2 separate regions of the Homo sapiens genome follow, and region 2 is linked to region 1. A link is a loop called in an ENCODE intact Hi-C map of the cell type or tissue named here. Cell type or tissue: gastrocnemius medialis. All regions are shown on one strand. Links, peaks and the distances in the headings refer to the core of each region. The heading gives the core; the rest is flanking DNA. Region 1 overlaps CMSS1 (cms1 ribosomal small subunit homolog). Region 2 overlaps CMSS1 (cms1 ribosomal small subunit homolog).

What was found. Peaks named below come from ENCODE experiments on the same cell type or tissue, not always from the same donor. Only the 100,000 strongest peaks of a DNase experiment are listed, where the experiment ranks them.
Region 2: a loop joins it to region 1, with 2.2 times the contacts of the local background. A loop is called at or near these places in 3 of 110 quality-filtered maps.

Annotation. Positions count from the first base shown.
Region 1 is chr3:99,900,687-99,912,538 of GRCh38, forward strand. The region is part of intron 1 of CMSS1 (cms1 ribosomal small subunit homolog); the gene reads left to right. The region is part of intron 4 of FILIP1L (filamin A interacting protein 1 like); the gene reads right to left. The region is part of intron 1 of LOC105374010 (a long non-coding RNA gene); the gene reads left to right. Among named protein-coding and RNA genes, the nearest start is that of MIR3921, 58 kb to the right of the region's middle. In gastrocnemius medialis, for the core only: no CTCF peak of the experiment used is centred there; no DNase peak of the experiment used is centred there; H3K27ac peaks cover 2,500 bases.
Region 2 is chr3:99,841,503-99,853,354 of GRCh38, forward strand. The region is part of intron 1 of CMSS1 (cms1 ribosomal small subunit homolog); the gene reads left to right. It overlaps FILIP1L (filamin A interacting protein 1 like), which reads right to left. Exons shown (of 6, transcript NM_001387850.1): 5 at 6,793-9,568. All of the region lies in intron 1 of LOC105374010 (a long non-coding RNA gene), which reads left to right. Among named protein-coding and RNA genes, the nearest start is that of HP09053, 24 kb to the left of the region's middle. RefSeq lists an enhancer at 1,993-2,494. In gastrocnemius medialis, for the core only: no CTCF peak of the experiment used is centred there; a DNase peak (open chromatin) is centred at 5,150; H3K27ac peaks cover 2,500 bases.

The DNA of each region.
Region 1 (11,852 bases), core at 5,729-8,228:
CTTTCTTCTTTTCCACGCAAGTCTTAAGTGCTGATACTCAAACTGAGCTGCACGTTGGAACTACCTGGTGTGAGCTTTTAGCACAGTTGCTGTTTCAGCCTCAGAGATTCTGACCTAATTGATGTGCCCCGGTTATCAGGTTTTTTAAAAGCTTCTCTGGTGATTCTTACATGTAGCAAAGTGTTAGAAGCACTGATCTAAAGGAAAATGAAATTGGCCTAGGCCCTAGAGTATGCCTGAGGGGAAGGGGCATGATGGTAGTAGGATCTGGACCCTGGAGAATCCAGGAGTTGAAACTCAAGCCAGTTTGCTTTGCTTCTTATTGATAATTATGAAGGCAGGCAGGGAATACTGGGTGGAAATACTGGATAACATTTGGTGTGGAATTTACCAAAGGATTAAACTGTATACAACATTCTTTTAACTTGTTATTTAATACAAATCAAGTAAGCTTTAGTATTGCTTTAAGGATTGGGTCTTAGATGGTCATTACAAATCTTCAGGAAAGTGTTGTTTAGAAAAACAAAATGGCTACACGTTGAAATAGGATAGTACCTTCCTTTAGAGATGCCAACTTAATTGCTCCAATGAGAAGAGTAGTCTCCCTTTACTAAACTGTTTAGGAAAATTGATATTTATTTCTAATGTTTATGGTTTGTTGTCTCAGAAGATTAATGCCAAATCCTCAAAAATGTAGTGACAAGCGATGACTCATTTTAGCTCATGTCAAAACAATGCACTTTTGTAATTTTCCTGTCCCTGGAGAAGCTATTAAACACTGAACAAAATGCCTCAGAATGAAACTGATTGAGTGTTTCAAATTATGTACTTTTGCTTGGCTATTAGCCAGATGTTCGTCGGGAAAGCTCACTGTACATCAAGGCCTATGATTTGTGCTGACAATAATATTACATAGTTTACACTGCTTAAATATCAGCGATGTGTATTCTAAAGCTAAATAGTCAAAGTTCAGTCTCTTTGCATAATCAAGTTGTGTAACTCTACTCTCAGCCAAGTGATTTTTCCTTTATTAACTCTGGACGGGATGTAAGTAATGGGTAAGGTATTTTTCTCTGCATTATCTTGTTGATAAATAGCACAGATTCCAGCTAGGTTAGGAAGAGTCTCAACACACACACATACACACACATTTTTAAGATTTATACATTTGATTTTTTTGTGAGTGGTACCACCTGCCTTGTCCCTAGTAGAGCTCAGCATAATGTTTTTTGTGTAGTAGGTACACAAAATATGTGTTGCTGATAATGATGCCAATAAACAAAACAAAACACAGAGTGTTTTTTTCATTAATTTCCTATAATCTGCCAGTAATATATGAGGTCTTACAAGAATCAGTGTTAAGCCAACTATGTTTTATTTTTTAGAGACAAAATATTTAAATGATTGGCTTGCTTTCACTGACCTCCTAAGTAATAGAAATATTCATGATGTTATATTAGACATTTGTGGAGGACAATAAAATTAGTGTAACTGACTCTTAGTATTCGAGACATTCTTAGTACCATGTGACATTTTTTTGAGTAGGAATTTGGGGGCATGGTCTCTTGACAACCAAAAGTATGAGGTTACTCATAACAGTTTCTATTACACCCAGCACCTGGGAAAGAGTCAGTGCTGAATAGATATCTGTTGAATTGAACTGAATTGAACAGATATTCAACTCATTCTCATTTGCTCATGTTTTACAAGAAGCAGTTTCTCAGATGCATTTCCATGGGAGGACATGAAAAAAGGTAGTGAAAATGAAATACCTTCTGATTCTATGGCATGGTAATAGGAAGTTATCTTGATATATAAGGGTATCTAGCTGTCAGCTCATTCTGAGGAAATGGTGTGAAGGGTAGTAATTCAAACTATATCTGAAAACTATAGTTTTGATCCAGGGAAGAAACCTTGGATTATAGTCCATTGTTACCAGTAGACACTGGACAACCAAAAAGATTAACAAGTCAACAAAATGCTTGTCAGGAAGAGATTCACACTAAATCAATAGTGTGATCTTATTTTTTATTAAAAATCAGGCATATCCATGTTATGCTTTCTACTATTCTAGTTGCCTGTCATGGAAAAGGTTTAACAGAATTTGGAGGTTACACAGACAGAATGGTAATGGGGTAACTTCCATGTGAAGATAGTCTGAAATTTAGATGATAAATTGATAGATTAAAGAGGAAAAAAATCTATGAAAGTGATTTATTTAAAGCAACTAAAATCTATAAAATCATAAGCAGTGTGGCAGGACAAATACTCCTGTTCACCTAAACCTAGAACTGTTAGAATCTGAGGTTTCATGATTAAGGATATAAACAAATGGTCAAACTTCTGGGTTTAATTCCTTTCCTGCCCATTTATACTTTTGTGTCCCTAGGTACCTTATTTATCATCTCAGGCCTCAGTTTCTTCATCTGCAAAATGCTGCTTATAATAGTAACTCTCTCATAGGGTTGTTATGAGGATTAAAGTTTAAGAGAGAAGCACTTAAAACAGTAGCTGGCACGTCATAAATCTGTGTGTATTCATACATGTGTGTATATGTATACACATATGCATGTTTTTTTTTTTGAGACGGAATCTCGCTCTGTCACCCAGGCTGGAGTGCAGTGGCGTGATCTCAGCTCACTGCAACCTCCGCCTCCCGGGTTCAAGCAATTCTCCTGCCTCAGCCTCCTGAGTAGCTGGGATTACAGGCGCCTGCCACCACACCCAGCTAATTTTTGTATTTTTAGTAGAGACGGGGTTTCACCATGTTGGTCAGGCTGGTCTCGAACCCCTGACCTCGTGATCCACCTGCCTCGGCCTCCCAAAGTGCTGGGATTACAGGCGTGAGCCACCGCGCCCGGCCATGTATGCATGTTTTAAAGAATTTTCCATATGGGTTAGGTGGACCAAAAAAAAAGTAGGTTTAGAAGAATTTTGATAGATTTATGGATGATTCCAAAAATTGGCTGTTAGGAGTAATTCATTTTTTAAGCTTGCATCTTAACAGGACCCTACACAACATCCTTGTAGCTACCATGAGAAACTGGGACCCTGGGCTGGTTGGATCAGTGACGTGGCCCCCAAAAAAGTGTGTCTTTTTTTACTAAGATGCTTCATATAGAAAACTACACAATGCTCTTTTCTTATTTCTGAGGCAGAAATAAGAAATAATAGAGCTGTCGTCCCCTGCTGCTTCATTTAATGGTACTCATTTGTCCTAAATAAAAAACTCTTCATTTGGTAATAGAAAAATATGGCTTCAAGTAATAGAAACAAGCCCAAGCTAATTGAGTTAAGCAAGATCTCTGGCCAGGAAGAGTAACTGTTGAGATATGCATCTTGTTTTTCTAAGCAAACACTCCTATTTCAGAATCTGATTGGACCTTAAAATCTGCTTACCTGGTTTAAGCTGCCCAATTTTCAGACAAGCACTTTACATTTCTGGCAATAGTGAGTGTGATGAATGTTTTTGTTATTATTGCTCTTAATGATAAGTGTATGGCTTTCATTACAATAAACAAAGGTCTATAAGGGCCATAGGCCAGATTGTTTCACCATTAGAATGTGCTTATTTTATTTTCATCATTTGCTAGTATTTTTGTTCCTAATCTTGGAAGAGATCTTTCAGTAGGGAGAGAAAACATTGCTATCCAATCAAGTATTTGTAACCATTTTCAGTAGTAGAATCTGCCTGGCAAAAATTTATTTGGTTTCTATGAAGGCAGTGTTTTCAGCCCTAGCATTTTTGAATTATCAAATTAAAATAGAGCTTTTTAAAAATATATTTACTATGCTTCTTTAGAATAGGATATTCCATTAAAATGAGGTCAAAGAGCCTTCCAAACATTAATTCTTGTTATTTTGACATCTTTTTATTTCAAACATAGTAAGCCTTGAGGTTTCCTTACTTTTCTCTTTTTTTTGTTTTTTTGTTTGTTTGTTTTTACTTTTCTTTATGGCTGCTTATTGCCTTCCAGTCAATTTTAGATTCATGCTAATTTTACCCCATTATCACTGTAGCAACTACCTCCTTCTTGCCTCCCACACCCACTTCTCTTCTGCGAGACTTCGTTCTATCCATCCTCTTTTGCTCTAGAATCTTCAATCTCAGTTGGCTTTTCCCCCTAATTTCACTGTTTCTACAAGTGACCAGCCTCTCTCTTTCCTACCAGTCCTTGGCAAACCTCTTGAAGGAGTATTATTACACTCTTTACGTCTACATCCTCACCACCTTCTTTGGGTCCTTGAAGTCAGGTTTCAGTGTCTACCATTCTGAAGAAATTGTTCTCTCAGAGGTCATTGGTGGCATCCTCAGATCCAAAAGCCTTCACTCTGACTTCATCCTCTGCCACTGCTCCATGCCAGTTAACATAGTTGACTGCCTGGTGACTCCCACTGGTCTTTCCAAGTTCTCTTTCTGTTTCATAGACTGCTTCTTGTCTACCTTCCTAGATAGCTTATCCCCCTTTGAATGTAGGCATTTGCCAGGACAGGCCAACTCTTTGCTTTCCACAGTATTTCTCCCCTGGGACTATCATCTACTACTGTTTCAACTTCCCTTCTGTGCTGAAACTCCCAAATTTTTACCTTCACCACTGCTGGCCTGAGTTCCATCTAGTCCCATGTGTGCACTTACTCCTAGATATCTCACCAGTTCCTCAACCACAGGATTCCAAAGCCAAACTCTCTTGTCCTCTACCAGTCTTCTAATTGCTCTTACTAGGACTAATCTTCTTGTCATCAGGGCCCACAGCAATTGCTGGTCTAGTCTTTGTATGTCTTGCATCTTTAGAACATGTAACATACTCCATTTTACATCTTATAGCATAATCATTATTTCTCCATTTTTCTCGTTTATTGAGGTATAATTTATTTTTACTAAATGTGCACAAATATTAAGCATACAGATTGATACACTTTTACATATGTGTGTACTATATAGTCTCTATCCAGATTAAGTTATAGAATATTTCCAACTCTGCCACTAGCCTCCTTTGTGGCACATTCCAGTTGATATCCACTTTCTTACTGAGAGGTTGCCACCATTTGATGTCTATTACTGTAGATTAATTCTGTCTGTTTTGGACTGCATGCATGTGGACTCTCATATTAATGGAAATGCAACTTCATATAAATGGAATTTACATTGCCATCAGAAATGTATGCAAACTCTAGTTGCTTCACTTCTTTAACATTTGGTAATATCTTTTTATTTAGCCTTTCTGGCCAGGCGCAGTGGCTCATGCTTGTAGTCCCAGCAGTTTGGGAGGCTGAGGCAGGCAGATCACTTGAACTTAGAAGTTCAAGGCCAGCCTAGAAAACATGGAGAAACCCTGTCTCTACAAAAAATACAAACATTAGCTGGGCATGGTGGTGCATGCCTGTGGTCCCAGCTACCTGCGGGGGCTGAGGTGGGAGGATCGCTTGAGCCCAGGAGGCAGAGGTTGCAGTGAGCGGAGATCGCACCACTGTACTCCATCCACCCTGGGTGACAGGGCCAAGACCTTGTCTCTAAATAAGTAAATAAATATTAGCCTTTCTGGTAGGGCTGTAGTACTCCCTCGTTGTAAATTTAATTTGTATTTCCCTGATGATTTATAATGTTGAAACTCCCTTTCACATGCTTATTTGCATATTCTCTTTAAGGCCCCTTCAAGTCTGTTTCTTTTATATTGGGTTGTCAGTCTTATTTTTTATTAAATTATTGGTTTATAGGAGTTGTTCATATATTCTGTATGTGAGTCTTTTGTTGGTTATACATAAGCAAATATCTTCTCCCAATCTGTAACTTGCCTTTTCATCCTGTTGTTGTATTTTGATTAACATAACTTATTTATTTCAATAAAGTCTTACTTTTTTAACCTTTTATGATTGGTGACTTTATGTTCTTTTCAAGAAATTTTTAACTTCTTCAAGGTCATGAAGATAAAACTGAAACACAGAAAGGTTAAGTGGTTTGCACTAAGATTGTGGCAGACTGAGTTTTCCTCAAAACTTTAATTGTCCCCCTCTTCCTGGGTATATGGCTGCCCAACCAGACATTTCTAGCTTTTCCAGTACTGAGAAGTGGCTATGTGAGTTTGGATTGGATCATTGAACTATAAGTAGAAGAGATGGTCATCCCTAACTTGAAAGCAAGACACTTTTCATGTATTTTGCCATTTTCCCCACCCATGCCCTAACTCCCTACCATGCCCTATAACAGAGATATGGTAGAGTTTCAGTATTGATCATGTGGATGAAGACAACTCTGAATGGTTTCATGGAGCAGAACGACTTTTAAGTTTATTTAAATAATATTTAAGTTTATTTAAATAATGTTTAGATAATTTAAAACTTGTTTGAATAATTAGAGTATATTTAAACCTAAATAAACATATTTTTGGGACTCTTACTGTTATTTAGACTTCAACAAATACACAGAGTTGGTTAGCATATACTGGAAGCAGCCCTTCAACTCAGATCTTCAGCTTCTTGTACTCTTAATACTTTGTCACGTTATCATAGTGCTGATGGAATGGTGTGGAATAGTTATCTTAACTACCTATTACCCTTTTAATTTTCTTTTTTATTTTTTTTGAGACAGAGTCTCACTCTGTTGCCCAGGCTGGAGTGCAGTGGCGCAATCTCAGCTCACTGCAAGCTCCACCTCCCGGGTTCATGCCATTCTCCTGCCTCAGCCTCCCCAACAGCTGGGACTACAGGCGCCCACCACCACGCCCAACTAATTTTTTGTATTTTTAGTAGAGACAGGGTTTCACCATGTTAGCCAGGATGGTCTTGATCTCCTGACCTCATGATCCACCCGCCTCGGCCTCCCAAAGTGCTGGGATTACAGACGTGAGCCAACGCACCTGGCGTACCCCTTTATTTTGACATCTGCAGCTCTTTGCTGAACATAACATTGCACCCATAGCTTCCACTGTTTTTTCACATTATGTGTACTTAAGCCAAACCATATTCCTTGCTTTTTCCTGAATTTGATTGCTCTTTTTGCCCTAATCCCCTTCCCTTATGCTATTAAGTCCACCTATAATGATTTTTGTGTTCCCTTCTCTTTTTCTCCTTGTCTGAACTATGTCTGTCTTTTAATGTGCAACGCTAATGCTATCTGGATCCATTAGGAGATCAAGCCATTCCTGATCCCCTAATCAGTGATCACCTCTTTTTCCACCACCTGAATGCTTTTCTCCTCCTGAGGGCAAGGGCCATATGTGTGATCCAGTGCCTGGCACATGGAAGGAACTCAGTAAGCATTTTGAAATGAATGAATAAATGAACTAGATGATAAGTAAATTTTTCAGGTACTGAAACTGTGTATTGAATATTTGTAAATATTGATCTGGTCATGCAATGAGCATGGCCAAGGATTTTTAAACTGTCCAATTGTTTTTGTGTCTTCTCTGTCAGTGAAGTTCTAACTCGGCAGTTCTGAATCAGCAGAATTTCTGTGCTGTATCACTTTCATCTTCCATAACATAGCCCATGCAGCTGGATATGTCAGTACAAATTGCTGACATAGTATGTCCATTACCTAATTTGACCTTTTAGCAAATAAGACCTTTCTATTATAAAGTGAGAAGAGGTATATGTGGAAAAAGAGATGCTATTTTCTATTGAAGGCAGATGATTTGACTTAGACAACTATGTGACAACTGGCTTCACTCGTGTTCTCTTGGCATCTTAAAAGAACATTTGAACCATATTTGAAATACCATTATGTTCCTATCTGCAAGTTCCACTGTTGGAGATTCTCATTCAGTATGTTTGGGGTTGGGCCCAGGAATCTATACTTTTAAGTGTCTCCCCAGGCAATAATGATGATCACTTAGGTTTGGGAACCACTGGCAAAGAAGTGTTAAGAGCTCAGATATGAGAGTCCTTGAGGCCTAATTCTCCTCTCCAGTTACTAGCAGTGTGATCTTGGGAAAGTTACTGTCTTTGAGCTTCTTCAGGGTGATTATCTGAATATTATGTGGACAATAATATTACCTCCTTTAAAAGGTTGTTAGGAGGATTAAATGAGATAATCTACTGTGCTTAGCACAGTGTTTGACAGTAAATATTTAATTAAATGTAATTGTTATTATCACTAATTATCAAGTTATTTACAAGAGACCTTTCTTTGTATTTTTTGTATAGAATATACAAAATAGAATCTACCATCTACAAAAAAAAATTCCTATTGTGTGTGTGTGTGTGTTCTTTCTTTTAATGGGAATCTTAATTAGCTTCAGGGATTTAGTTAAAATTCTGTGTGAGATTACTCTGACCCCATTTACTCTTTGTGAATAATTTACCAGTTAACAACTCTATACTTAAAAAAATTATTGGAGAACCTTTGTGTGTGCATGTGTGTGTGCACAGGCCATCAAAGGAATGCTTACCTGGAAAATGTAAGAACCAAATGTTCTAGTGCAGCATTTCTTGAACAAGTAGATGGCTAAAGTGTCATAATTTAGGAGCTTCAAGTTGAGGCTATGGGTGAAAGACATGCAGGGAGACACCTGTTTCAAGTTCTGGCCTCTTCTCATAAAATTAATTTTCTGTCTGATCCAATACCAAACAGAAAATGGAGCAGAGGTACTCTGAGCTAGGGTTTGGTGGTGCTACCTGCAAAATAAATTGAATTTTGATTGTGTGTATACACTGTACCATGTGCTTGTGTATGTTTCATATATATCCATGTAGGAATGATGTGGAAGCCTTGGGTCAGGTGAGGGGGTCTGGGGTGTGGGTGGAGTCATGGTATCAAAAGGAGTTAGAGCCACCCCTTGTACAATAGTTACTTGTTAACAAATTTGTGAATAATGAAAAGTCAAATTTTCCTGCAGACATAATCATTCATGGCAAGGGCAAGATTTCTTTTAGGTGAAGCAGAAACTCTCTAGAGTAAGAGAATGAGTAGATTTACTTGAAAAATCTTTGCATAAAGAAATAATAATACTGCTAATAATAGGGTATCAAGTGTGTCATGTTTTTCATCATACAGATGAAAAAAGTCCATCACACTGCTAATTTTATTTAACTCATAATAACTTAAAGTTGCTATCAGTTATAGTTAATTTAGATAACCTCAGTGTATATTTTGCCACATTTTTATTCCATTTCCATTCAACTGCCTATTGAATTCTGAAATTGCATGGAGAGTAGGTGATGAAAGTCACAGTCTGCAACCCCTTTCCTGTTCTTTCACTTGAGTGAACCCTTCATATTCAGAGTTCATTTATCATTGTCAACAAGAGCTGTTGTCATCTGACCAAAATGAGTGAGAAATTTCAGTTCTCGGGGCAAAATGTGTATTCAGAGCTGAAATTTTGTTTAAGAATAAGGCTGATTACTTAACAGTGAAGGGCTTCAGTGTGGGGTCAGCTCACCCTCATTGCACTTTCAAGTATAATATTAGGTATTCTTAGATGTCCAGAACCTGTGAAATTCTTAATAGAGTTGGTTTATACGTAATTTCTATTCTTTGACTTACAAGAACTTAAATCTTGTCTAAAAACCTGTATGGATTTCAAAGGCTTAGAGAGGATTAAAAGGCTATAAAAATTTAAATAACTTCATCCAGTGAGTATGTTTACCTAAATGTGTCATCAAACTTCTCAGCTTTCTGGTTAGAAAACTGGTTTGGGACACACTGACTCACACTGTCGACTGATAGAATGCAAACACATTCAGAATTCTCCTGGCAAGACTAATGTAACAAAAACAGGGTTCTGTGAGCTTTTAGAGGTGAAATGTTTCATTTCTTTAATAAATCTTCCTATCACTGAGAGCTTTTAAAGTAAACAAACACATGTCTTCACAGTTGTTAGGTGCTAGGTGAAGTGGCAGATGCATGTTGTTATATCCAGTACCCCTTACCACTTTCCAAGGAAACAATTTTTGTAGGTAACCTGGGGAGTATTATGTTTTAGCCCTTAGGCTGAAAAAAAGTAATACGCTATAATTCTAACTATTATCTCCATATGTAAATAAACATTTTATGGGGTTTATATTTTCCCTTTGGCCTATAGATCTCAAATTCTTTGCCCAAATAGTTACCCATACTCTTCTCAGAACCCTCATGCAAGAAAGTAGATAACTAGAATATTTATGCCCATTTTATAGATGGAAGCATCAACACATAACTAGTGTTATTTTTTTTAATGTTGCCCAAGAAACTTGGGCCCAAACTCAAACAATGGCCAAAGGCAGTTATATTCTCTAAGTAAGGTTAGCTGAGCAACCCTTTTCAAGGATGAAGAGATGGAGACTGGCCTGTCTTCTTGGCAGAGCTCAGGTTACAGTTGAAATAAATAGACGCTCCTGTTTCTTTCTCTTTTCCAGTTGGTTATATCTCATTGCCGTTTGTTCATTCACATGTTGCTGTAATTAGCCAATTTTAGGCTAGGCAAAGGGATTAGGTAGCGCATTACACACCCACATCTCCCTTTCTGGGATTTAGGATGAAATGAGATTTATTTTTCCATTTGCTTCAGCCAAATGGAAATGTATTTCTTCAATCCTATTTGGCTGTAAAGTAAGTTTTTATCAGGAAGTTGTACAATAATGGATAATGTGAAATCCATTTCTCTTGGGTGTTTTGCTCGTAATAGTTTTCTGGTTGTTGTTTTTGTTATTATATATTATATAATATATATTATATGTTATTATAACAAAATAATAAGTATTATTATTGTTAAGTTGTTTCCAAATTTGACTCTAGACACACTTAACACAAGGCCTGTATACACTCTAGGTTCTCTAACAACTTGCCAGTGGTGGGTTGAGATTTTTCTGCATGACGAATGTCTCATGGTCTCAGGATAAAGGGGAAATCCAAGGTTGTGGCATACAGGGTCTGTATGCCCTGGCTCTAAAATACTCATCCTCACCCGAGGCTTAACTCCATAAATTTATCTTTTTAATGTACCTGTGAGTGCATTTCTCTGCCTGCTAAGTCTACTCAGCCTTGAAGCTAATTGCTGCCTGCTGGGAAACCTTCACATTCGCTCCCTGCAGAGCTAATCCATCTTTCTAATCAGATCCTTGAGCACTCTTGTACATGCCTCTGTTACAGCTCACAATTAATTAACTCATTCTACTTATGTTTCCACCTGGGCCTCAAAGACAGGATCCATGTCTTCTTCATTATTTTTTTTTCCTAGTTCCTAGTTCCAAGCATAGTGTTAAGTTAAATGAAAGAATGGATAACAAATATCCCCCATTTTCTCTCTTTTCACATATAACCAAAATGTTCGTTCTCTCTTTTTTTTTCCAGCAAATAATCATTTGCTTTCAGTTCCAAGTCTTTATTCTTTGCTTCCTAATAACATTAAAAGTTTTAATTTTTAGAGTGTTAAGAACACAGTGAAACTTTATCTCATGAGAAATCTACATTATCATCAATAGTTTTATATCTATCTTGTTGGTCATTTAAATCAATCAAGTTATACATCCATACTGACCTTTTTGGTTTTATTCAGCCATAAAAAGGAATGAAGTATACTGATACATGTTACAACATGTCTGAACCCTGAAAACATTATTTTAAGTGAAAGAAAACAGGGACAAATAGCTACATCTTGTATGATTCCATTTATGTGAAATGCCCAGAATAGGCAAAACCATAGAGACAGAAAGGAGATCAGTGGTTTCTAGCGGCTGTAGTGTCACTGCTTAATGGGCACAGGGCTGCTGCTTCTTTTTTCTGTTTTTCTTTTGAGACAGGGTCTTGCTTTGTTTCCCAGGCTGGAGTATAATGGCGTGATCTCGGCTTACTGCAGCCTTGACCTCCCTGGACTCAGGTGATCCTCCTACCTCAGCCGCCCAGGTAGCTGGGACTGCAGGTGCATGCCAGCACACCC
Region 2 (11,852 bases), core at 3,832-6,331, 61 kb before region 1:
TCATTAGTAACCTCACCTCCACCTATCCAAAAGCCTCAGGAATGGCTGAGGACGAGGTAGGCTTTGTAGGTCTGTAGGGCTTATATTTGTATATTGTAGTTGTCCAAATATGGCTAGCCTTTAAAGAGCTGAACAAAACAGGCGCAATCCCATCATAAAAATGGGCTAAGGACATGAATAGACAATTCTCAAAAGAAGATATACAAATGGCAAACACACATATAAAAAAATGCTCAACATCACTAATTATCAGGGAAATGCAAATCAAAACCACAGTGCAATACCACCTTACTCCTGCAAGAATGGCCATAATCAAAAAAATTAAAAAATAATAGATGTTGGTGTGGATGTGGTGAAAGGGGAACACTTTTACACTGTTGGTGAGAATGTAAACTAGTACGAGCATGGAAAACAGTGTGGAGATTCCTTAAAGAACTAAAAGTAGATCTATCATTTGATCCAGCAGTCCCACTCCTGGGTATCTGCCCAGAGGAAAAGAAGTCATTATATGAAAAAGATACTTGCATATAAGTGTGTTTATGGCAGCACAATTCGCAATTGCAAAAATATGGAACCAGCTCAAATGTCCATCAGTCAATGAGCGGATAAAGAAAATGTGGTATATATACACCATGGAATACTACTCGGCCATGAAAAGGAATGAAATAATGGCATTCGTAGCAACCTGGATGGAATTGGAGACTATTGTTCTAAGTGAAGTAACTCAGGAATGGAAAACCAAACATTGTATGTTCTCACTCATAAGGAGGAGCTAAGCTATGAGGACACAGAGGCATAAGAATGATACAGTGCACTCTGGGGACTCAGGGGAAAGAGTGGGAGGGGTGTAAGGGATAAAAGACTACACATTGGGTACAGTGTACACTGCTCGAGTGATGGTTGCACCAGAATCTCAGAAGTCAGCACTAAAGAACTTATTCATGTAACCAAACACCACTTGTTCCCCAAAAACCTATTGAAATAAATAAATTAAAACAGGCCAAAAAAAAAAAAAAAAGATGGTCTCAGGTAACCCCTCAAATATCATACCAGGACCATTTGGCTATGAGGAGGAAGAAGAACTCACTAAAATAAGAAAACTAGTTTCAGTTTTTCAAAATATTGCCTCAAATAATAAGATAAGTTTTATTTCTCTTGATCAACAATTTTGACAATGAAATTTTAAATGATGCCACAAATAAAAGTGATTATCCCTGGAATGGCTGACTGCAATGCCAAAGGTTATTCCTGAATACATTTTTATGGTGGCATTCTAACTGTAAAACCTGGTACCTGATGGAATGTTGACAGATTTGTAAGTGCTCCCATGTAAATGGTGTTAATTCATTATCAAATTATGAAGTACTTAGAGGTGTTGGCCAGTTAACTCGCTAGACTCCCTCAAGATTCCTTACCCTACAGCATTGCCTTTGGGGGATGGCTGCTCTGATATATTGACTGCCCAAAAGCCTTACCCTTCTTGATGTACCTTGAGGAATGGAAAGGGTCCATCTGCTGGAAAGGAAAGGGCTTGAAGTTTAAGTAAAATGAATTTAAATGGGGTTTAAGGTTTGAGAACCTTAGTAAACTACTTGTCTTCCTTGCTCTTTCTTGTATTTGCTTCACTGTGCCATAAGTTGAATGGAGTCCTTTGTTTTGGTTCATCTAACTGCCTTATTTAATGTGTGTTCTGGACCCTTCCCAAGAAATGCTACAGATTTAAGTTGAGGGCCTGGGATTGAGAGAGAAACAGACCTTGTAGGTGTCAGACAGCCTACTTTAGCTCAGCCAAAGATTTAGGCATCTATGCTTTGCTACAGTTATAAAACCGGGAATCTTCCCACCCAATAAAATGGAAGTTTTTATTGAGCTTTCCTTTTAAATAAAAAGAAAACTTGGAGAATAAACCTTCTGTTTGTCATGCCAGCCACTAGAGGGTAGAATAGCCACATTTCCTACTACAGATGTAATTTAAAGAGAGGGACTATGGTCAGAATACATTTGCCAGTGCTTGTCAATACAGATGCTTTTTGACTTATGATGGGGTTAGAACCACATAAACCCACTGTGAGTTGAAAATATTAAAAGTTGAAAATATGTTTAATACACCTAACCTACTGAATATCATGGCTTTGCCTAGCCCACCTTAAACATGCTCAGAGAACACTTACATAAATCTACAATTGGGCAAAATTGTCTAGCAACACAGCACACTGTAGAGCAGGGGCCTCTAAACCCTGGGCCACGGACTGGTAGCAGTCCATGGCTTGTTAGGAGCCGAGCGGCAAGCAGAAGGTGAGTGGCAGGCAAGCGAGCATTACTGCCTGAGCTCTGCCTCCTGTCAGATCAGCAGTGGCATTAGATTCTCATAGGAGCACGAACCCTATTGTGAACTGCACATGCGAGGGGTCTAGGCTGAGCACTCTTTATGAGACTCTAGCTAATGCCTAATGATCTGAGTGGACAGTTTCATCCTGAAACCATCCCCCCAACCCCCCGCCCATGGAAAAATTGTCTTCCATGAAAACAGTCCCTTGTGCCAAATTGGGAACTGCTGCTGTACAGTATCGGTTGTTTACCCTCATGATTGTGTGGCTGACTGGGAGCTGTGGCTCACTGCCACTACCCAGCACTGGGAGAGAGTATCTTACAGCATATTGCTAGCCCAGAAAAAGATCAAAATTTGAAGTACCGTTTTAGGGCACAATTAACCAGCAGAAGAGTTTGTTAAAATGCAGCTTTCTGGGCCCTACGCCCCCAGAGGTTCTCATTGGATAGCTCTGAGTGGAACTTAATATCAGGGGATTCTCACACAGGTATCTTGGATTTTACTCTGAGATACGCTGATCTATAAGAGTTTTGGGGCATGCATTTTTGCCTATCTTTTCTCTTGGGATTACAAAGCAAAATGATTATTTGGAGGAAAAAAATCTTAATAACAGAAACCAGGGTATAGGAAAAAGCTAGAGTGTTGGTTAATTTAAAGGTCTTTCCCTGCCTTTGTCTAACATATTTCAAAGGAGACTCACTTTGTAAATATTCAGAATCAAAGAAGCTACTAAAACGTTTTTATTGGGAGTTTTACTTCAACCAGTAAAGACCATAGAATCCTTAGACTACAAATCTCTAAAATTTTTGATAAAATATCCCTTCTATGACCATCTCACAGCTCCCCTAATTTTATCCTTTATGGGTTATGTATGTGGTTTAGCTCTGTGTCCTCACCCAAATCTCCTAACTGAAATCCCCGTTTGGATCGTGGGGTGGTTTCCCCTGCTGTTCTTGTGATACTGAGGGAGTTCTCATGAGACCTGATGGTTTAAAAGTGGCAGTTTCCCCTGTGCACTCTCTCGCTCTCTTGCTGCCAGGTGAGATGTGCCTTAGCTTTTCTTTGCCTCCTGCCATGATTGTAAGTTTCCTGAGGCCTCCCCCAGCCATGAGGAATGGTGAGTCAATAAAACCTTTCTTCTTGATAAATTACCCAGTCTCAGGTATTCTTTATAGCAGTATAAAAATGGACTAATAAAACTGGTGTCATGAAGACCCCAAGCCTAATGTCTTAGCATTGTAAAATATAGTTGTGGAGACCTTACAAAGAGTGTATGTAATTTTATCATGATCTTGATTGAACAAGTATCAAGATTCTTTCTTATGTGTACAGATTCAAGTGTAGTAATGCACAATGTCCTTCTAGTAAGGATGACAATTTTATTTTTGTCAGTGCCCCTAGAGAGCAGTGGCATCCTCCTGGGGAAAGTTTTGCCATTGCTTTTAAATAGAAAAAACATGATAAAATCATTCGAATCTGTGATAGGATTCTACCTTTTAAAGAGTTAAAGAGATAGTGGGAATGTGAGTAAAATGAAACTTCGTTCTGAAGCGAGGACTTAGACCAATGAAAGAATGGTATGAGTTTTTCAGAGAGACGAAAAAACAGTCTATCTTCTGTGAGCCCTCATGGACCAAAGAATACAACCCTCCACCCCCACATATTTCATATGAAGATTTCTGAAGATTTTCCAGTGTCACTTCCTCTTTCCTTCCTGGTTTTTGGGGGAGTTCTATGATTATCTGTCAATGAAAAAGGAAGTTCTGTAATCTTCCAATCTCTTTCTCTCTCTCCTCTCTCACACGCACACAAAAAAATATAAGAAATCTTTTCAAAATTAAAGGCCAGAAATCTACATTGTGTCATTTTAGGTGTAATTCTATAGAAAAAAAGATGTTTTGCAGAAATTATGCTGCCTTTATGAACTTTAATTAGTAACACTTGTAATAATCTACACGTTATTAATCTGTCTCCTAAAATTTATTTTGATGCTGATACAAATTATTATACTGAAGGAATCCTCCCAGTAGAGGTACTTCTAAAAGAGGTATTCCTTGAAAGTTTGGTAAATTTCCAGTTATGTTAGATTAACTACTTAGGAAGCCTCTATATAGTTAAAATCTGGAACAAATGATTAAATGAGAATTTGTGCATTATCATAATAGAACACAAGACTTATGGTGTTAACTTTATTATAGAGAATTTCTGTAGCTCACATAAGAAATTGAATCCTTTCAAAATGGGTGGGCTGATGAATAGCCCAAATTTGGCTCCCAAACTCTATTAGTTACAAGTGTGCCAAGAATGGATTTCTTCCCTCCCCCCGTCCCCCACCAGCACTTGGGACAGCCAAGAGGAACCTGGGGTGATGGGAATCCCTTGGCTGGTTATCTCTGCCTCTTTATCTGTTTCCCCCAGTGCCACACAAGCATGTGTTTTGTTTATGCCATTATGTGACAAAGTTGGGAAGACTTTGTTCTTAAATTCTGATTTCCATTGTTCATAATTTTATGATCAGTTGATCGATGCCTTCCAAAATATTACATGTACCCACTCTCAGTAACTAGAAAAAGATCTCATGAAGCAGCAGCATTATCATTGTCTGTTTTGAAAGAGCTAAAATTAAGTTTGCCATTCCTTCTAGAGTTCTGGCCCAAGGTGACTTAAAAACAGTTTTAATAAACATTTAGACCATCATGTATTTTGTAATACAGTTGGGTCACTGTTGATTCCTAAGATAAATGTGTTTAAACAGAAGCTTTCTCATTCATCAGCAGCCTCAGCTTTCATCCAAATTTATTTAATGATGATGCAAGCCCATAGCGTTGGTGTTGCAGTTCGTCACCATGGAAGTGTTTCTGTCAACAAATCCTCGCTTTACTATCATGAAATTGATTTTGTAGGGGAAAGGAGGATAATTGTGAAAGCTTCCTTTTATTCTTAAAGATCTTCACAGTTTGCCTGGATGTCTAAATGAATTGTATTTAAAATCAATAACTGGCAATAAAATTAACCACACTAAATTAACAATTATGAGGTTAGAAAAAGGGAAATGGCAATAAGCTACTTTGTCTGAAATCGTCGTTTTGGAATGTGACTTGGGGACCATACTTGTAATTTAAATGTTCCCTGAAAGCTGTTGTTCTCTGCTCAGAAGTATGGATTATCCCCAGGGACTCCCATGAGGCAGATATCAGAATTTCTAGGAGGATTCGGCTGAGTTATTCTCATCTATATTGTAAATGGCATAATAATCACAGAAGAAATTCACACTATATTACTTCTTTCAACTAACATACTGTATTTTTTAAATATGCCTTTTCTATAGCTTATGTTCATAACTATCTTTGGCTTTTATTTGCTTGTTTAAAAAAAACTGTAAGAGGTTAAAACAAAAAAAAAAACTGTAAGCTTTTGAATGCAGGCCCCTTATGAACAGGGTAGGTAGCACCTACATTAAGTAATTCAAACTGTTTTGGGAACCCCATAGGAAAAAGAAACAAGAATGACATTTTCTTTTTTTTTTTTTGCTTTGAAGTAGAGTGTTCAAGAGTTTATGTCACAGTGGCTGGTTCCAGATTTGGTTGTAGACATACATGTTCTATGGGAGGTTTGATCTCTGGTAGAAATACAGTCAACTCTTGATTTGTCAATGTAACTATATTTCCAAATGTACTTTCTCTGGCTTCCTATCACATGTCAGAGCTTTTTAATTTTATCATCTGCTTCTATGTGCTCATGAAAACCAAAATTATTCGGTAGTATTTTATTTCATTATTATAAACATTTAAGTTCCTAATGTAGTCTAAGCACTGTGCTGGGCTCTTAGAGATACTGAAATATATCCCAAGCATGAAGTTATGTTTGCTTCTGAAAGATCTTATAGTTCACTTTGAAATCAAAGAGATGTAATTTTTATTTATTTGAACCACTTTTCTCTCCTCTAATATGTGATTAGAAGTTGACCATAAATGGGACATAGGTCCTGTTTGTTTTTAAGGAAGAATTAATAGAGACTATAAGCAAAAGACAAAATTCTATTGTACATGCAGAAATATAACACAGAATGACCAAAAGAAAATTCAGCAAGCAATGGTAAAAATAACAAATTATTTACTGTTTTATAATGTTAAAGTATTTCACCAAGACAAGTTGCAGTCAAATTAAAGTGAGTTATGGAAAATGAAATACATAAAGATGTATTTATACAAGTGCAGACTAAATATTTTCCATACAAGTATGTAAATGAAAAGATATACAGTAAGTGCACACTCGATATGACTATGCAGGCAACAGTTAGTTTCAGATACTCTTGTATAGTTCATGCACAAACCTTCCCAAAGTACGAGTTCAGTCAGTCTTGGGGGATATGGAGGGATGATTAAAAAAGGATTGAGTTCCTTGCAAAAATATCAGTATGGACTGGATGAGGGTGAGCGTGGTCAGTTATATATATTACTTACTGTAATTTGTGATTGTCGAGGAAGAGGTGTGGCTGTTGGTGTGATAGTAATACTGCTGGTGACTTTATTGGTTGTTTTGTTTAGTGCCCCGTTAATTAAGCCTTGAGTTCGGTTATCCTGCAGTGGTGCTGAAGGGCTGGCAGGTCTCACAGGGCTGGCTACAGCTTGCATGTAAGGACTTCCTAAGTGAATGTGGATTTTATTATCCTCAGTAGTTATCACACTTGAGCTATTGCTGTTTGAACGCTGAAACTGCCATGATGACTGCCGGTCTGGGGAGACTCTGAATATCGCATGCTTGGCACTGATTTCTGTTGGTTCTGGGGAGCGTCCCTGCTCAGGAGAGCTAGCTGAACCAGTCACAGCCAAAACCTGAATAGGGGACATTGTCCTTTCTGGAGTTAGAGAACCACAAGACTCTGGGGTCTGTGCTCTGGCAAAGGTTGCCATGGTAATTGGGGACATGCCTTGTTCTAAATTCATGAGGTCTTCGGTAGAGGTTTTGGACTTTACTGGTGTTATGGAGGCGTTTTGGAGGATGGTTATCCTTTGCTTTGGCGTGCCACAGTTCGGTATCACTGCAGTACTCGTGTAAGAGTGAGGACTCTCTGTGGTTGGACTTGTGATTTCAAGAGTGGCTGTGTTTTGTACATGGTCTGGAGTAACCTTTATATGAAGTGGCTGCCCAGGTGTGTGGCTTAGGACTAGATCTCCAGGTTGCACAAAGTTGGCATTGGGTTTAGTTTGCATTTTTCCATTCTGAAGATGGCCCTCCTTGGATTTCATCCAGGGAATCCATAGCTTTCTGTTAACAGGACATGGAGTAGACTGGCTGCATTTGAAGGACAGCACAGATCCCTCATCATTAGGGTCCTCGTCTTGATTCTCACTCTCCTCATATAACTGACCATTGATGACTGCACGTTCCAGAGGAATGAGGCTCTTGTAATCAGGTGGTTCATTGTCTACTGCTTCTGTCTGAACTTCTTTAGAAAATACTTGAGGATCGGAAATTCTTCTTCCATTGAGACTAGGCCTGAGGCTCTTACTGAAATGCCGGTACCTCTCTAACTCCTTAGTGAGGTTTTCAATCTCTCTTCCTAAATCTCTGTTCCTGTTTTCTTGTTGATTTAGTTTTTTTTGCAGGACTGAGTGATCTCCCTGGAGGTGACATATTAGGTCTTCAGTTGCCATGTATTCATGAATTTTCTCTTTTAATGCATCCACTTCTCTTGAGAGGTGCCCTGACTTAGCTTCTTCTTCTTGAAGCCTTTTGAAAAGCCATTGTTCATGGCTGGTCTCTGTCTTTTCTGCTAACTTGTACTTAGCAAGTTCCATTTTAACATGTTCTAGCTCTTTAGATAAAAATTGAGCTTTGTCTCGTTCATTAGCATACCTTCGTTCTAGAGTCTCATATTCATCTTCTGTTTTCATGAGGTCATCCTCAATGGCTTTCATGTCCTTTAGCTTCAGTTTCAGTCTTTCCACTTCTTGAGAGAGCTCCTTAATCTTATTGTTTTCTTGGTGTAATGCTGTTGTGGATTTCCCAGAGTCTTGATTTAATTTGTTTTTTAGGAAATCTTTCTCAATTGCTTCCAATGATTGAAGCCTATTTTTCAACATATTAACTCTTGACAGGAGATCATTTCCTTTCTCTTCTTCCGCTTTCAATTTGTTTTTTAAATCATCTCTCTCCTTGGTTACGCTGTACATCTTTTCTTCTACATCGGTTTTGGACTTGAGCGCCCTTTTAGTTTCCTCAATTAACTTCTCAGTAACTGTTGTTACTTTATTTTGCTCCACTTGAAGCTGAGAAGAAGCAGCTTGTAATTTATCTTCAGTTTTCTTTAATTTTTCACTCATTGTTTTCCGTTCATCTACAAACATCACAGTTAATGTTTTCAGTTTAGTTAAATCCTCTTTTAGAGTGAATTCTGTCTTTTCTAGCCGACTTTCAATGGCTTCTAGCTCTTTGATCCTTACTTTTAAACTCTCCAGTTCTTGAGACAACTGCTTTGTGGTCATCCTTTCTTTTTCTAAATTGCATTTCAGAGAGTAGCATTCTTGTTTGCTTTTGTTGAAAGCGTCTTCTAACTTTTCCAGAGCCATAATTCTTTTACTGAGTTTTTCAACCTCTAGTTTAAAGTCTTTACTCTGTAACGTCTCCCTTTCAAGCCTCTTATTGAGATCTCTGCACTGCTCCTCCATTTTTATGAGCTCTTCATCTTTCCCTTCCATATCTAGCACACGTTTCCTGAGCTCTTCCACTTCAGCCATGATACCAGCGTTTCCATATTCTCCCTTACTGATTTTTTCTTTTATATCTTGCAGCTCCTCTTCTGCTTTTCGTAAAGACCTGTTTGTCTCTTCTAACTCATCAATCTGCCGGCTGAGTGCTGCCAGCTTTTGTTGAAGCTGGCGATTTTGACTGTCCTCATTGGTGAGCTTCGCCATAATTGTGTCTTGGTCTTGGTGAAACTTTGTGGTCTGCGTTTGCAGTTCCTTCTCTAGTCTGGTTGCCTTCTGCTCTTCCTCCTGAACTCTGGCTTCAGCAAGGGCTAGTTTGGTATGTGTTTCCTTTGCATTTGTGGTCAGCTCTTGGATTTTCTGTCTTTGAAGGGTGAGCTGTGCCGTCAGCCTTTGCTGTTCATCCACCACCATCAAAGCAAAAGACTTCAGCTTGGTCAGCTCCTCTTTCAGGGTGGTGACCCTTTTCTCCTTTTCTTGCTCCTTCTCCTCCTGAGACTTGATTTCTTGATCAATTAGCTTCTTTAATCTGAAAAATGTAAAGTGCATTTTATTTTGTGATTGATGCTTTAGTAACTCATCGAATGTACTTAAATATATATGTAATTTAGAAATTATGTAATTATATGAGCTGTGTCAGTTCATATACAATATGCAAAAGAGTTCCTGAATTTGATGACAGAGGAAAATCTTGATAAAGTTATCTTGCTTTTTTATTTGACTACCATTGATCAGTAACAGCTGCATTTCACCAGGAGCCTTAGTAAAAGAGTAAGGGCAAGAATATTTAGTTTAAATTGCTTGGGTAACATGTAATTAGTAGGCAGTCTGGCCTGAAGGCTGTGAAAATAGCCACAAGCTTGAGATGATGCAGTTAGACCTGGCTTCAAGGCCGACCCTACTCTTACCAACTAATTGATCTGGGCAGTTATTTAACATCTCTGAGCCTCAATTTCCTCATATGAAAAATGGGGGCAATAATTTTATTTACTTCAGGGGCTTTTTATGAAAATTAAATGCGGTAATTCATCTAAGATTCTCATTGTCCTGGCACATGGTAAGCATTTGGTATTAGTTGTTGCTGCTGTCTTTATTAATATGGTTATTATATTTATCAAATGGCTTGCTTGAACCAAAGTGTTCAATTAATGTTTGATGTTCAAGTCCTTGATTCTTAGTTAAGAAAAAATTTAGTCACATTGCTTAGAAGTTATGCACTTCACTGATAGACCTCTGTGCCAATTAAAACTTGGTTTGCACTAGCACAACATTATTCTAGGAACTACTTCACATATATCTTATCCTCATAGTGGATAGCAATTAAATGAGGAGAATTGAGAGACATCTGTATGGGTTTGGTGTTTTCATAACATTTGAGAAGAGCATGCGGTTTGGTAGGAAAGTGCTTATTGATGAGAGTCTGATGCTAGACATGACAGAAGAGAAACTCTGTTATCAGGAACATAATAATTCCCTCTTAAATGATGACTACTATGACATGCTATTTTCTTCTTTTATGTTTTAAATTTGTCAGCATAACAGGAGGGTATTTTACATGTAGTATAAACTATCTCTTCCACTTAAGTAGTGAGGTCAAAGTTTTAAATTTGTGGCACTCTCAATTATACTGCGAATGGGCTGATTATAGAGGATGTAATTACAGCTTTGCAGTACTGTTATACAGAAGCTAAAATAGAATGGAATCCCTAAGGAATTGAACCAAAGGACTTGTCATGGATGAAGTTATGACTACTTACATTCTGATAGGTATAGAGAATTCATAAAACTTTAATGTATCTTTTCTATTAGGAATGAGTTAATTATCAAATGCATGTCTATCATCCTTATCACAGAACTTACTTTTTGAAAGTTGTGTAAGGATTTGAGAGAACTTTTTATTTATTTTATTTTATTTTATTTTTTGAAATTGAGTCTCACTCTGTCGCCAGGCTGGAGTGCAGTGGGGCGATCTCGACTCACTGCAACCTCTGACTCCCTGGTTCAAGCAATTCTCCTGTCTCAGCCTCCCGAGTAGCTGGGATTATAGGCACGCACCACCACGCCCAGCTAATTTTTGTATTTTTAGTAGAGACAGGGTTTCACCATGTTGGCCAGGATGGTCTCGATCTCCTGACCTTGTGATCCACCTGCCTCGGCCTCCCAAAGTGCTGAGATAACAGGTGTGAGCCACCGTGCCGGCTGAGAGAACATTTTAAAAGGAAACTAATTTAGGGTCATCGTCTTGGAAATTGAGTCCTTCTTTTTGAGATTCTAATCTGCTCTTTTCTGTAATTTTCTGTAATTACATTCCATAGGAGGAACATGTTGAAAATAATTGTATAAGAATTCTGCATCTTTTTTGTGGGAGTCCACTTTTAGTTTTTTCTGTTTTGAGAACTTAACAGGAGGCTGGCCCAAGGGCTGTGGCTTATAAAATTCAGAAGATGCTAGGCAGGATGCTGGGGTGTCGTTGATGATGATCTCATCCAAGGTCTTGGCAAAAGGCTTGCCCATGGTTTCTGGCCATGCCCCATCCCTATCTGAGACACATGAGAGCCTGAAAAGATAAGCATAGCAGCTTCTTCTCAAATGGTCATGGGACTTCTCAACCCAGTGGCAGAGTCCATGGGTAAACTGCTTTGGTGGTGAAATAGTTAAAAAAAACTTTGGCAAAGTGCTTCTTTCTCCTGCCTTAGCATTAGAATTCATTCGATGTAATGGTTTTGACAATGCCTTGAGCATAATTACAGTGAAATATTTTTCCCCTCTCTACACCACAGTTCTTACAGTTTTATTAGAGAACAGTTTCACAA